5 separate regions of the Homo sapiens genome follow, and all the other regions are linked to region 4. Evidence: chromatin contacts called from ENCODE Hi-C or POLR2A ChIA-PET data. All regions are on one chromosome and are shown on one strand. The core of a region is the stretch at or near the end of the contact, and the rest is flanking DNA. Distances in the headings are between cores, read along the strand shown. Region 1 has its middle 87 kb from the start of LIPC-AS1. Region 2 has its middle 130 kb from the start of AQP9. Region 3 has its middle 150 kb from the start of LIPC. Region 4 holds the start of LIPC (lipase C, hepatic type). Region 5 overlaps LOC124903499 (a long non-coding RNA gene).

What was found. Hi-C counts contacts between places; a loop is a spot of excess contacts on that map. ChIA-PET counts read pairs that join two places held with the same protein, here RNA polymerase II (POLR2A). Pooled maps may share reads with other maps.
Region 1: a loop to region 4 is called in a map of dorsolateral prefrontal cortex, with 2.1 times the contacts of the local background. The contact joins the enhancer-like site here to the promoter of LIPC in region 4. A Hi-C loop is called at or near these places in 1 of 168 maps with a recorded cell type or tissue (dorsolateral prefrontal cortex), 2 of 37 single-sample maps with no recorded cell type and 4 of 50 pooled maps. POLR2A ChIA-PET finds 5 or more read pairs at or near these places in 3 of 52 experiments (B cell, OCI-LY7 and endothelial cell of umbilical vein).
Region 2: a map of HepG2 shows a loop between it and region 4 (4-fold over the local background). The contact joins the enhancer-like site here to the promoter of LIPC in region 4. A Hi-C loop is called at or near these places in 14 of 168 maps with a recorded cell type or tissue (Caco-2, Calu3, HCT116 and 7 more), 2 of 37 single-sample maps with no recorded cell type and 23 of 50 pooled maps. POLR2A ChIA-PET finds 5 or more read pairs at or near these places in 2 of 52 experiments (OCI-LY7 and T-cell).
Region 3: a map with no recorded cell type shows a loop between it and region 4 (1.8-fold over the local background). The contact joins the enhancer-like site here to the promoter of LIPC in region 4. A Hi-C loop is called at or near these places in 12 of 168 maps with a recorded cell type or tissue (Caco-2, HCT116, HepG2 and 4 more), 2 of 37 single-sample maps with no recorded cell type and 18 of 50 pooled maps. POLR2A ChIA-PET finds 5 or more read pairs at or near these places in 4 of 52 experiments (A673, HepG2, PC-9 and 1 more).
Region 5: a loop to region 4 is called in a map of HepG2, with 4 times the contacts of the local background. The contact joins the enhancer-like site here to the promoter of LIPC in region 4. A Hi-C loop is called at or near these places in 4 of 168 maps with a recorded cell type or tissue (HepG2, K562, naive thymus-derived CD4-positive, alpha-beta T cell and 1 more), 2 of 37 single-sample maps with no recorded cell type and 13 of 50 pooled maps. POLR2A ChIA-PET finds 5 or more read pairs at or near these places in 1 of 52 experiments (GM10248).

What each region holds. Positions count from the first base shown.
Region 1 is chr15:58,584,500-58,587,199 of GRCh38, reverse strand. No RefSeq gene overlaps it. Among named protein-coding and RNA genes, the nearest start is that of LIPC-AS1, 87 kb to the right of the region's middle. RefSeq lists enhancers at 1,026-1,255, 1,296-1,345, 1,656-1,735. Within about 2 kb of position 1,404, at least 2 of the 41 ENCODE cell types and tissues checked have a DNase peak (open chromatin) inside an H3K27ac peak, as active enhancers do; they include OCI-LY7, where a contact is called at or near this core.
Region 2 is chr15:58,268,933-58,271,632 of GRCh38, reverse strand. No RefSeq gene overlaps it. Among named protein-coding and RNA genes, the nearest start is that of AQP9, 130 kb to the right of the region's middle. RefSeq lists an enhancer at 1,309-1,603. Within about 2 kb of position 1,427, at least 5 of the 41 ENCODE cell types and tissues checked have a DNase peak (open chromatin) inside an H3K27ac peak, as active enhancers do; they include mammary epithelial cell, where a contact is called at or near this core.
Region 3 is chr15:58,285,377-58,288,076 of GRCh38, reverse strand. No RefSeq gene overlaps it. Among named protein-coding and RNA genes, the nearest start is that of LIPC, 150 kb to the left of the region's middle. Within about 2 kb of position 1,341, at least 2 of the 41 ENCODE cell types and tissues checked have a DNase peak (open chromatin) inside an H3K27ac peak, as active enhancers do.
Region 4 is chr15:58,430,542-58,433,241 of GRCh38, reverse strand. LIPC (lipase C, hepatic type) reads right to left here and starts at 1,251. Exons shown (of 9, transcript NM_000236.3): 1 at 1,122-1,251. The coding sequence starts at 1,209.
Region 5 is chr15:58,228,301-58,231,000 of GRCh38, reverse strand. The region is part of intron 1 of LOC124903499 (a long non-coding RNA gene); the gene reads right to left. Among named protein-coding and RNA genes, the nearest start is that of AQP9, 91 kb to the right of the region's middle. Within about 2 kb of position 1,345, at least 3 of the 41 ENCODE cell types and tissues checked have a DNase peak (open chromatin) inside an H3K27ac peak, as active enhancers do.

The DNA of each region.
Region 1 (2,700 bases), core at 155-2,654, 150 kb before region 4:
ATTGCCAATGTTGATTGTTGAAGTTGGGTGATGGGCATGTTGGGTTTCATTGTATTCTTCTCTACTTTTATGTGTATTTGAATATTTCCATAATAAAAACTTTAAATAAAAAATGCGCTGCAAAAGAGTCTATAGAAATACACTACACAGTTAACGTGGTTATCTTAAGGGTGGGAGGACAGAAGAAGGGTTGAATAGAACTTCAGATACCTTCTGCCTCAAATGTTTTATAATGGGAAAACCACTGATACACACACACACACACACACACACACACACACACTCACTGCAGAGCCACCAATGCAAAGAGTTTCATATGTAGAAGGGAGTAGAAAATACTTACTTGATTTCCTAGATAAATGTTAGTTCCTAGGGAAATCTACAAAATAAATGTGTAAGTCGAGTGTTTCATATGTAAGGCTTGGCTGTTCCATATTAAGATTTTTTTTTTTTTTTTTTTTTTTGAGACAAAGTCTCACTCTTTTGTCCAAGCTGGAGTGCAGTGGTGTGATCTCAGCTCACTGCAACCTTCACCTCCTGGGTTCAACCGATTTTCCTGCCTCAGCCTCCCAAGTAGCTGGGACTACAGGCCTGCACCACCATGCCCGGCTAATTTTTGTATTTTTAGTAGAGACGGGGGTTTCACTATCTTGGCCAGGCTGGTCTTGAACTCCTGACCTTGTGATCCACCTGCCTGGGCCTTCCAAAGTGCTGGGATTACAGGCGTGAGACACTGTGCCCGGCCCCATATTAAGATCTTAAGGCTTGTTTTATAAAAAGGATTCCTGGGCATGTTGTATAATCAAAGGTGAAACTCCACAGCATAGCCACATGCCTCTGCACAGTCTCAGCGGCAGCAGGGAGGGCACAGCTAGTGGTCTGCCATGAATGATTTGCACTTATAGCTGGTTACCAAGCTCCATAACATGAAAAGACAGTGTCTTAAAGTACAATACCTAATTATAGCTCTCACATGGGGTCCAAGGGAGTTAATATGTAAAGGACATTTTCTGTTGCTGACTGCAATGGTAGGCTGCATTCATGGACACAGAATCTATAAAGAGGGAAATGATGGTCCATTAGCCGTGTGACCTTGTAAAAGCTAAGCTGTAGGTACCTCATCTGTGAAACAGGGATAATAGTTTTAGCCACCTCAGGGGACTATGATGTGGATTAAAGGAGAATGTATGTAAGGCACCTTGCATATGGTGAACACTCGAATGTCAACTGTTCTGGTTTTCATGTGAAAAACTGCTTACTGAACTGGAACATTTAGCTTGCGAGCAGGTGTCCCCTGATTTTAAGTATCTTCTCCTCTAACAGACATGTGGTTAGGGTCCTTGGTCTGTGGTTAATCTCATTACCCTTGCCAAGTTTAGGAATGGTCATGTCACCTAATTTTGGCCAGTGAGATAAGAGGGCTGTCTCCCGCATGATGTCTACTGTTCCTTCTCTGGATGTTACCATGCCTGAGTGAGCTGCCTGCAGTTGCAGTGGGCAACTTGGTAACAGCCTGAGGATGAAGCCAACATCAAGGATGGTGGAGCAGAGAGAAGGAAAAACACTGCATCTTCATAACATTACCAAGCAGCCCAGTCAGCTCTTCCTGAGGCCCCACTCTACCTTGGAACTTCCTTTTGTGTGAGATTTAAAAACAAAACAAAACCAACCAAACAAAAAACCCTCTTTATTTAAGCCAGTTTGAGTTAGCTTCCAAAGGCATCATGATTGATTGAACCTGCACCAGACAGGATTTGAGGTAGGGGTGGTAGCATGTATTCAGTGATGTTTATTAAGCACTTTAGAATGCAAAAATAAAGACATCAAGAAGTTCCGAGACATGAGGAACTGGGGGTTCTGGAATGATAGCAGCTTGAACTTTTTTCTACTTGCAGTTTAACCCATTTGCCTCTCCTGAGAAAAGCAGCTGCTGGGGCTTGCCGGGGGAAGATAAGGCCTGGGATGTGAATGAGGCTTCGGGCCACAGCAGAATCCTGTCAGAGAGCTGGGGCAAGATTGTCTTCCTGCCTGGGAACCATATCATAAGCCTAAGGAGGGGATCCGGGGCAAGGTCCTCGTGAATGTGTGGGTCTCCCTGCTTCTTGAAGAGCTGACCAGATGGGTTGAGTTGCCTTCACTGCTATGAAGGTGTCTGAGAGAGGTGAGGAGACTAGAAAGGGGGCAGAGAGGCTTCCTTCAAGTCCCTTGCCAGAGGACTGGCAACCCACATGCTGCTAAGCTTGAGCCTGGGAGGCTGATACTGCTGTTCCTTCTATCAGGCTGCGAATGCTGTCTCTTAAGGTACCTCAGTATCTGGAACAGAGCCCCAGTGATCAAACAAAGGAAAAGAAGATTCCTAATGGAGTCCAGTAGCCAGGGAGAATTACAAGCAGAACCCTCAGTACAGAAATAGCTGCTGACATAGATAACTTGAACCAAAGAATAAGAAAAGGAGACATAAGTGCAGCACAATAAAACTGATTCTCTGGAACCAAAAAAGGATGATTTTGAACCAGAGCTTTCAAGAGATAAATCGAAGGAGAAAGTGGTCACTGTTGATGTCTGAATTAGTGTCAGAGAAAGACATCTGAAAGCACAGAGCAAGATTACAAGGAGATAGTAAAAATCCAGAACGGAGGTGAAGGATGTAACAGAAGAGAGATGTGAGCGAAAATATTTAAAAGGTTTCTGAGATGAAGA
Region 2 (2,700 bases), core at 178-2,677, 160 kb after region 4:
CTCCTCCTTGAATAATAGTTTAGCTGGGTATTAAATTCTACACTGACTGGTCATTTTCCTAAGTACTACAAAAATATTATTTCATGTCTTCTGATCTTTGTGGCTCTTATTAAAATTTTTGCTCTTAGTTTAATTATTTGTAGGCAATCTGTCTCTTGTTGCTTTGAAGATTTTTTTTTTTTTTCTGGTCTGGAGTTTCCTATCAATGTTCCAGGTTTTTATCTTATTTGGGAGTCTGTGTTTCTTCCATCGGTGGAGTCATTTTCAGAAAATCTCTATCAATTCTGGAAAAATCTCTCCCATTAACTTTCCAAACATTGCCTTCCTAGTTCACTCTGTTTTGTCTTTCTGGAACTCCTATTATCTGCATTTCAATGCTTTTTATTCTTTTCTCTATGTATTTTATAGATATTTTTGTCTAACTTTCTGTGCTGAATTCTGTGCAGATTACTCAGTTCTTCTTGTCCACTATTTTCTCTACAGCTATGTTTAATCAGCTACTGAGCTCATTCTTTGAAGGCTTGTTTTTCATTTGTAAAAGTTTTATTTGGTTATTTTTCGAATCTGCCTGTTCTTGTCAAGTCTCTCCTTTTTCTACTAATTTACAAATTTTCTTTTAAGCGTATTTATAATCTTTTCTTTTGGATTGTTTTATTATCAGAAGTTACTTTAGTTCTAAGCCCATTCTAAATTCTTTATTCTAAGTACTTTAGTTCTAAGCCCATTTAGTTCTAAGCCTGGTTCTAAATTCATTATTGTATTTTACTGTATATTTGACAATACTTAAGGGTTGTTCCGTTGTGAGTTTTTAAATTTTGGATTGGATGTATATTCAGTATTTCGCTTTTTGGAGAATGCTATGCCACCTTGGTTGAGGAAGTAACCCTTCATAATGTTTTTGTGTTTACTCATGCTAGGTAATATAAATTTGTATCTTTAATAGCATAGGCCAGAGATTTTTGATGTCTCAGTGGTATCAGTCTGGGTCTAATCGGGAGACAGAAACCACACATAATAACTTAAATAAGTTAATTTACTATAAGGCATTATTAAGCTATGTTAACAGAGTAACTAAAATGATGTAAAGGGAATGCTACATTGAGACTCTAGGGCTGAGAGAGAATACCCAAGGAAGGGCACATTTGGATAGGATGGGGCCTTCTTGAGGCTGGGGTTCAAAACTCATTGGCAAAGATGTGGCTGCAGCTCACAGGAAGGAGAGGAGTTTACTGCGGCCCATCCGCAGTTGCTGGGCAAACAGGAAACACAAGGTGTAAAGTCTGGAGCATGGGAAGTCTGTGTCAGGAGGACCATGGAAAGGTGGTCACAGGACTGGCTGGAATGGTGAGGTCACCGAGGGACCGTGCAGAACACCACTGGATGTCCCCCTTCACCCACCCTGCTGACCAACCCTGCAGCAGGAGCAATAAAAAGCCAAACCCCTCACACAGAAACCAGGAAGAGAAGCCCTTTTCCTCCTGCAGTGTCCCTCCAGTGCCCTCTGCTGACAAGTATAGTATGATCCTTACTGTGAAGGAGAAAGGCTTACAGTGTTCAGACTGTGATCCCAGACCAGGTATTACAAGTTCAAAGCTGAGAGGCAATAAATTAATAAATGCCTCAATTTATCAATCCATCTGGATTGGTATATTTTCTTCTCCAGAATGTGAGCAAAGACACCCTTGATCTATTTGCCAGTAAATTGATTATTGTTAGTCCACCTTTCTCTGCAGGTGCCACCCTTTGAGAGTTCAGGTTTTAAGCAGCGGCCCTGTTCCCACTCCCTACCTCATGTGGACTCAAGGACTTCTTTCCTTTTCCCACGCGGGCATTAAAGCCGGCGCCCCTAGGAAACTGATGTCAATATCTTCTCATCCAATTTGGCAGCTGCTCATCACTTACTACTTTTCTTTTATGGTCTCTTTTCATTTTCATCACTTGGGAATTTCCCTTTCTTGGTTGTGAACGCAGCTGTGCATTAAAAACAAAGTGACACACATTATACCTAGCATTTCTAAGAGGTCTTAGAGGGAAGAGTTCAGTCTCCATTCCTCTGGCAGCTTAACAATACCTGTTCTTGTTCTCTCTTGCAAGTTTCTGGGCCAGATACCTTTTTTTTTCCTCTTTTTTTTTTTTTTTTTTTTTTTTTTTTCCAGAAAAGGTCTGGCTCTATCACCCAGGCTGGAGTGCAGTGGCACTATCTCAGCTCACTGCAACCTCTGCCTCCTGGGCTCAAGCAGTCCTCCCACCCCAGCCTCTTGAGTAGCTGGACTATAGGCATGCACCACCATGCCCAGATCATTTTTGTATTTTTTATGGAGACGGGGTTTTGCTATGTTGCCCAGGCTGTTATTGAACTTGTGAGTTCAAGCAATCACCTGCCTCAGCCTCCTAAAGTGCTGGAATTAGAGGAGTGAGCCGCCACGCCCAGCCTTGGGCCAGAAAACTTCTTGAGACATATGCTAGAAGATTTAAAATGTAAATAAAATAACCCTCACTGCGAGTTGCATTATTTTATTTTAGCATATCATCAGACCATGGCTGCTAGTTTAGGTGATTAATAGCTAGACTATCTCAAGCTTGGTGAAGTGGCTTGTACAGTGCTTGTCACCTGTAACTTTCATATGTGCATTTTTAAAACACTGCAGAGATGAATTTGTGGCAGCAAGAAGGGATTTTAATCTCCACCTGAGGGCTCTG
Region 3 (2,700 bases), core at 92-2,591, 150 kb after region 4:
TCTTGTCTTGTAGGTAGTTACTCTGCCCCCCACCTCAACATTATGGATGCTTTTTATATTTCCTTATTCTTGGTATCATGTACTTAGTTGTGGATCTTTCAAAATTTTTATTTTACTGGGCAAAAATAATTCTCTGTTTACATATAACTTTTATTTAGGAGACATTTTTTCTAGTATTTCATTTTATTTTTTAAAATTTTATTTTAAGTTCCAGGATACATGTGCAGGATCTAATATTTTAGATATGTCCCTTCTCTTCATTTTCTTAATTTCTCTGTAACACCTATTAATTGGATAATAGGCCTCCTAGACTGATAGATGCATCTCATCTTTTATGTCATATTTCTTATCCATTTGTGGTTTGGCTTCCTGTAATGAAAAACTCACTTGTACTTTTAACTTTAGGCCTATTATTAGAATTTTAATTTATCTTTCTAAAATTTCAAACCTTTTAGCAGGGCGTGGTGGCTCACACCTGTAATCCCAGCACTTTGGGAGGCCAAGGTGGGTGGACCGCTTGAGCCCAGAATTCAAGGCCAGCCTGGGCAACGTGGTGAAACCTCTTCTCTACAAAAAATACAAAAAATTAGCCAGGTCTGGTGGCGCATGCCTGTAGTCCCAGCTACTTAGAAGGCTGAGGTGGGAGGATCACCTGTGCCTGTGAGGTCAAGGCTGCGGTGAGCTGAGATTGTGCCACTGTACTCACAGCATGGGTGACAGAGTGAGACCCTGTCTCAAAATAAAAATAAAGTGAAGTAAAACTTCAAACCTTCTTGTTTTTTGACTGTTCCTAAAGGATGGTGTAACTTTTAAGTATGTATGTACATATAAAATATATGTTTACATTTTTCTGTAGATATTAGGTTTTATCTTGTGTTATTATTAGCTTTCTTACTTGCTTGTGATATCAGATAATTTCTCTTCCCTGAATTATCTCTGTTTCCCCAAACCAAGTTTTCTTTTAGCTTTATGTTAGTTTTCCATTTTTTATGGCGCTGGTTTTCACAGAGGCATTCCTGTTGAGTCTTCAAACTTTCTAATATGCTTCCATTACAATCCGTTTCTTCTCGATGAATCTGCTTTAGTTCTGAGCCAGGAAGAACTCTGATTATTTTTTCTCACATTTATCCCACCTCTTGTGGCAATTATGATAAGGGGGCAGATCTAAATAGTTTGAGAATGCCTGCAAGGCTGTTCTTAATGTTATTCTTAATGCCACCCTACAAAACCGTACATGTTCAGACCAGCTGGAAGAAAACCTAGCCTGAATTACTCAGAGATGTTTCAAAATACGATTCTATTATTTTCCATTGCTATGAGGAACTTACCTGAGCTAAGAAAACATTGCAGGAGAAGCCCACCGGAAATTGAACAGATAAGAATCAGTTCTATTCAAGTGCTGCCTCTAACACACTTTTACTCTCTAGTGTTTCGTGTGGGACAAACATGGTTCCCATAGTCTTACAACATTTGCATTCATTACTTAATAGGCAATGATCTAACAGGAGTGCCATTATTACTTCCTTTGGTAGGAAAATAGAAACTTAAATTCTAGCCCCAAAATTAGATTTATCGAGAAGAAAAGTTGTCGTGAACTTTGTATTCCTAATGAGAAAGCATAAGAAGATCTATTTTGATACCCATACATATATGATGTAAGTGGCTTAAAATTCAGTGGAAAAATATCAAAAGGCAATAATAGCACTCCTATTAGATCATTGCCAGATTCAAAAGGGAAATAAAATTTTATAAACCTGTTTTACATTCAAACCATCAGAAAGATGTACTGAAATCAGGTTTCATTTTGGAATTGCTTTTGTGGTGTCAACATGTCACATAATTTCTTCAGAAAACAGCAATTTGGTCTGAGAACACCTGCAAGTCTCTGGAACGCTCGCCCTAGTACACTACTATAAGTTTTTAAAATAAGTTTAGATGTTCTCACAGATTGTGACATATCTTTGTATTATGAGCAAACAGTATCTGTGTATTTAGAATCAGCATGAAAGGGAAATACATGGGCTCTTTGAACACACACCAGCAGCTGTTGAGGTCAGGGACCTACAGGGACTCTCAATCCAGTGCCTTGTAGGATTTCACTAGCTTTTACTTTAATGTTGGAGGAAGAGACTAAGACAGTAGAATAAAAGTTATTCTATTTTACTTACTTTAGCTTCCTGCCTGGGGACTCCCAAACAGTAAGTCTACTCATAAAGGAGTCACCTTTATCTCCATTTGCTGCCAAGGTCTCAAGTGACCAGGTTAAGTCACCCAAAGCCTCACAGCTAGGGAGTAGCACTGTAGGAATTCTAACATCTACGCCACACTGCACCTGGAGACATGGTGTATTTGGGTGTGGCCATGGGGCCTGGTCACTCGAGGGTAAATGTGATGGTAACTGGGCAAGGGGACCCTGAAGAGGCTTGAAGGAGATTTTGAGAACAATCCATTTTTCATTTTGTCCAAGCCCAGGCCTCATCTGGACTCCAGCTCGTTTGTCAGGGCTGCAGAGCTGTACTCCTCTCACGCAACTCCCTGGTTGATGCTTTCTTGGTGAATGATTAGATGAGGTGTATCGATGTTTCCCTGAACCGTGTTGCTTCTGCAATCATTAACATGACCCTTTATCTCCTCTCTTGTTACCCCATCTAAGCCAGTTGTGAAAGAGATAAAGTCCCAAGCACTACATCTCAATCCTAG
Region 4 (2,700 bases), core at 2-2,501:
TAGCAAAATCACTATGAACCAAGGGAATAAAGATTACCAGCAATTTTACCTGTATGGCTCTAAATTATTATGTAAGGGTCATTTTTGGATGTGGCTTTATAAATGAGATGATGTGTCAAAAATAATTAGTATAGTGCTTGGCACAGAAAATACTTAGTGAATGGCAATAATTAATACTGCTACTCAGTTATTAACTGGCCTATGAAGTAAAATAGTCAAATACAAAGGAACAGCCTTTTTCTTAAAGGGGAAAAAAGCTTCTGAAATTTTTAGGTACATCCCGTTAGGGAATTTCTAATTCTCAAAGTTGTCGGAGCTCTCTCCAAGGCTAGTCTTAGAGAAAAGAAAAATCTCAGACTCTACCTTAGCGTTACTAGCTCCTGACCAGTAACCAGTACCAAAACAAATTCCCAAACACCTGTCTAGTCTGGCCAAATTGTTCAATTAACTGATCCGTCATTTATTGGTCCACTGCTTAGCCTGGAAGCTGGGCTCCACTCTACTACCTTCCTGATAAGGCATTTGATCTGTCTTTCGCCATCAATCTAGTTTGTGAATTTACAAACAAAACAGGCAGGACGGCTGTTGGATTCTTCAGCCTCAGACTAAAATTTTGGCAGCAAAACAAAGTCTAGAAATTGTGCAATGATATCTCTACTTTAGACCTGACTGGAAATAGAACTCTCATAAATTCCCCTCTCTTCTGAGAGAGGCAGGCAATTAGACAACCCCAACCCGACAGAGCATTTCATTGCAAGCCTGGCTCCCCGGTTGCAAATTAGATGCCACATTAACTCTCAGGAAGATCTGAATCGCTTTCATATCATTTGCCGCTGAATAACTTTTAGCATGACTGTTTCCATATCAGATACGCAAGAGACTTCACTGCTAGCTGCAGGCACTCTTAGAAGACTTTTAATCCGAGGATGATTTTCTAAAATTTCATTTCTGTTTACAAACGGCTACGTGTCCCTGTGAACCTGTGAGGTCGTGTATAGAACCACCTGGCACGCTCTGAAGCAAGCTCTGTCCCATACAGTCAGAAACCCCTGGATTCTTTGTGACACACGTTTTAAAAAGAAAAGTTCATGCCCATCTCTGGAGAAAAGTCAGGCTCTTACCTGGTTTCAGGCTTTGTCCAAGGGCACTTGATTGGATAAAGATGCATAAAACCAACAGAATGGAGAAACACAGGGGACTTGTGTCCATTTCTCCGTTTCACCCGGGGTCCAGGCTTTCTTGGTAATTTCTGAAGCCAAAGAGACCACAATGCCTATTAGATACTTTGTTAGGGAAGACTGCCCATTAATAATTAACCTCTCAACATGTTATCCACTGTTCAGACCCTTTCTTTACTGCCCCCAACTGCAAATCTAATTATATCTATTTTAAAAAGGTCGATTTACAGAAGTGCTTCTTATCCTGACACATTTTGAGAATAAAATACCTTGTTATGTATTCTTACCTTTTGGGGCCAAGGTCAGAGTTCCAAATTAATCAACTTAAAGCTACTGTGTTGTGTTTGGAAATTCTGCCAAAGGTCGGGGTAGGTGGCTTCCACGTGGCTGCCTAAGCCTCCCTGTGACAGCGCTGCAAGGGGGATGCTGGCTCAGGAAAGTGGTGTTTCAAATTGCAGCCTAAGCCCAAAGAAAAAGAAAAGGGCCCTGCCACGCAGAGAGCCCCCAGAGGGTCCAAATTTCTGTTGGGTTCAGTGAAATTGGTGATGCTTGTGGTCAAAGTGTGGTGCAGAAAACCCTTCACCCCCGTGTCAAAAGGAGCTGACGAAGAAGCAAAGATGCCCTTGCCAAGTGACCCATTGAGAGGTGATCCTAGAGTAAACACACTTCTTCCCCCTCTGTGTTCATTAATGTTCCAGCTGTGTAGAGGACTGAAAAGTAAGGCCACTCAGCAAAATCAGGTAGGGAAAAGGCGACCATAGATGGCTTTTGTGATATTTTTGGACCTCTAGTTTTACTTTAACTTTCTTCATTTGTTCAACATTTATATATTTTGGTATGCCTACTAGGTGCCAAGCACTGTTGCAGGCACGTGGGGTATACAAGTCCTTATGTATCAGTGGAGGTTCTTACCTTCTGGAGTTGGATAACGGACAGTAGACATAATAAAGAAGAGATTTCTGGCCAGGAGCGGTGGCTCACTCCTGTAATCACAGCACTTTGGGAGGCGAGGAGGGCGGATCACGAGGTCAGGAGTTCGAGACCAGCCTGACCAACATGGTGAAACCCCATCTGTACTAAAAATACAAAAGTTAGCTGGGCGTGGAGGTGAGTGCCTGTAATCCCAGCTACTCAGGAAGCTGAGGCAGGAGAATCGCTTGAACCTGGGAGGCGGAGGTTGCAGTGAACTGAGATCGCGCCATTGTACTCCAGCCTGGGCGACACAGAGAGACTCCGTCTCAAAAAAAAAAAAAAAAAAATTAGGTAGACTGGTAGAATGTAATGGGAACCACTACAAGAAAAGCAGGGGGTTGGGGAGAAGGTAGGGATTTTAAGCAGAGTGGTTAGAGTGAATTGCATTGGGAAGTTAAACTTTCAGCAAAGGTTTGAAGGAAGTGAAGGAGTTGCCCCTGTGGACGTCTTGGGGAGGAGAGCTTCGGGCAGTCTGTGCAAAGGCCCTGAGGTAGGAGTATGCCTGGTGTGCTCCAGGAATAGCAAGGAGGCCAATGAATGGGGAGACATT
Region 5 (2,700 bases), core at 96-2,595, 200 kb after region 4:
AGCCCTCAGTGTGTATTCAGGGCAGAGGAAGTTGCCTGTGTTCCATCCCATCGCTCCTACTCTTTCAGCTCATCCGATTTGCTTCTGTGCTCTGCTATAGCTGGAGTTCCAGCTCCTTCTCTGCAGCCATTCCCTTTCTCTGGGGAGGAACCTTCCTCTCCCCTGCCTGGGGCTGGGCTGGAGCCTTCAGTGTGTGTTCAGGGCAGAGGAAGTTGCCCGTGTTCAATCCCATCGCTCCTAATGTTTTCAGCCCACCTGACTTGCTTCTGTGCTCTGCTATACCTGGAGTTCCCAAGACTGAAGCCTCTCTACCTTCCAGTTTCTGCAGAGAACAACTCTCTAGTCTCCTCACCAAGGGACTCACAGTCGGCCACTGGTGAAGGGAGTGGGGGCTGCTGGTTTCTACTCTTTAGCACAAGGACCTCAAGATAAATGCCACTCTCCTTTCATCTGGGTGCCTGGCCCCTCTGAGCTCAAGTCCCTGCCAGCTCGGTAGGCTCTCCTTGGAGAGTGGTGGTCTCCTTTCCACCTATCTGCTCTCCCACTTCCAGAATTCCATCAGGGTCTGCTTTCTACATCCCCTCCTGTTCTCTTCATCCTTCTGGATTTATAACTCCACCTCTCTACCCTCTCCCAGCCCACCAGCCAGCCCACTTTGACTTCATTTGAGTGGGTCTTTAATCAGACGAATTTTGCCAGGAATGCCCAGTTAAGTTTGAAAGTCCAGCCTTCTACTATTTAAAAAAGAATGTTATATGCCCCAACAAGGCCAATAAAATAATTTTCAATACCTGGCCATTCACTCAAACAGGAACAAGGTGAGCTGAAAAACTTTGAAGCTATTTGGAGGGGTTCTTGGGAGCTTTTGCTACTGAGGCCAGCATTTCTTCTCCATGCCCCTACGCTCTCTGACTGTTTGAGCTTCTCCTCTATTCTTGGGCATTTCTGATGTTGCTCCAAGTGCCTGTTCCTTTGCCTTAATGGCAATGCTTCCCTTCCCCTCTCATTATCTTTTCCTTTTTGATCCCAGGTGTAGGGTTACAGATTTGGCAAATAGGATGCCCAGTTAAATTTGAATTTCAGATAAACAACACATAACATGTTTAGTATAAGTAGGTCCTATGCAATATTTGGGACCCACTTATATTAAAAATATATTTTGTTTGTTGTTTACCTGACATTTAAACTTAACTGGGTGTCCTCTAGTTTATCTGGCAGCTCTATCCAAGTGGGCTTCCTTTTATTCCCTGCAAAACAAGATAGGTCTGAGTCAGGAGAGCCAGTCTGTATCACAAAAGGGCCTTGTCCTCACTGGATTTCTGTTCTTAAAGGGACCCACAGCTATTTACATAACACATGGCAGCCTAACACCCATGCAATTGTAAATTACAGTCTGCTTATTCATTGTCGAGTTAGGAACTCAACCATATTTCTCAGCTGTCTTCAGTTCTCCTGCTTCAGATTCAATAAATAAATGTCTTGTTCTAGCATTGTTTGTGCCATTGTGTCGCCTTGTTCCTTGTCTGTTCCCATTGCAGTCTTCAGCACTCGGAACTCCCGTGCTCCCCCCGCCCCCAACTCCGCCCCCCACCCCCCTCCCTGGTAGGCACCACGTGAGATCTCCCTGCCATCCCAGTGGGACATTGCTCCCATGGTCAGCATCTCCGTTTCATTCTTTGCAGGATTTGGAGGTAATTCTAACTAGATCTCTGTTTTTGAGAATGTTACCACATCCTGTGGCTTTCCTCCTCAATAGGCGTCGGCAGGTACCAGGTGTAGTATACCTGCAGGATTTGTTAGGACTCTGCCCGAGAACATGAACTTGACAAAGAACTCTTGCCCTGAAGAAAAGCTAAATTATGGTTGTACCAATTACATGAAAGAATACAGGAAATGAATATAATGGATATAAAGTGCTCAGGAAAGCAATGCACAAAATAACATTAACATTTTCATCTGGTCCCTGTGGAGTCATTCTTTGTAAGGTCATTCCTTGAAGAGTTTTCTTTTCAAGTTGTAAGCCTGTACGTCTTATTTCACCATGAAGAACTCTGCCTGCTACATTCCTGAGGCAATCCAAGGGGTCAGCTATTAACAGAGCTGGGCTAAATATATCCCTTCCAGGAGCCTCCAGCCTCTGTTCCAGAGTCACATCCTGTGTCAGCTGGAGCAGATTCTCTCCTGCTTCCCTGCCACCAGCAGCCTCATCAGAGGCCTCAAGGTGTCCAAAGAGGTTGGCATGATAAACTGAGGGACTTCCTTGAGGACCTGTCTGTTTACCTGAAACAGCTGGTCTACCTGCTCCCCGCTGCAACTTCACCAGCCTCTATACATTTGTGTATCTACTACACATCATACCTGCCTCCACCTAAAATACAAAGCACAATCTTAACCTCACAGCAAAGACTCACACCGAAGGAGGGTTTTTATACATGAGATTCGAGGGGTTCATCAGATAGGGGAGTATTTGGCTTTTTTCTATTGGGAAGAGATGAAGGTCTTAGAGCAGCAAGTCTGAAATGAAAGCCTATATTTTTCTTTTGGTCTGCTTGGGAGTAGGGGTGCCCCTGGGTGTGGGACTTTCAGTGCTAACACTGGGGCAGTGTTGGGTAAACTGGGACAGTCGGTCTCCCTCCATAGCCTTCACCACCACTATCCTTCCAATTCCCTTCACCGCTATTTCTTATACTGGCTGAGAGA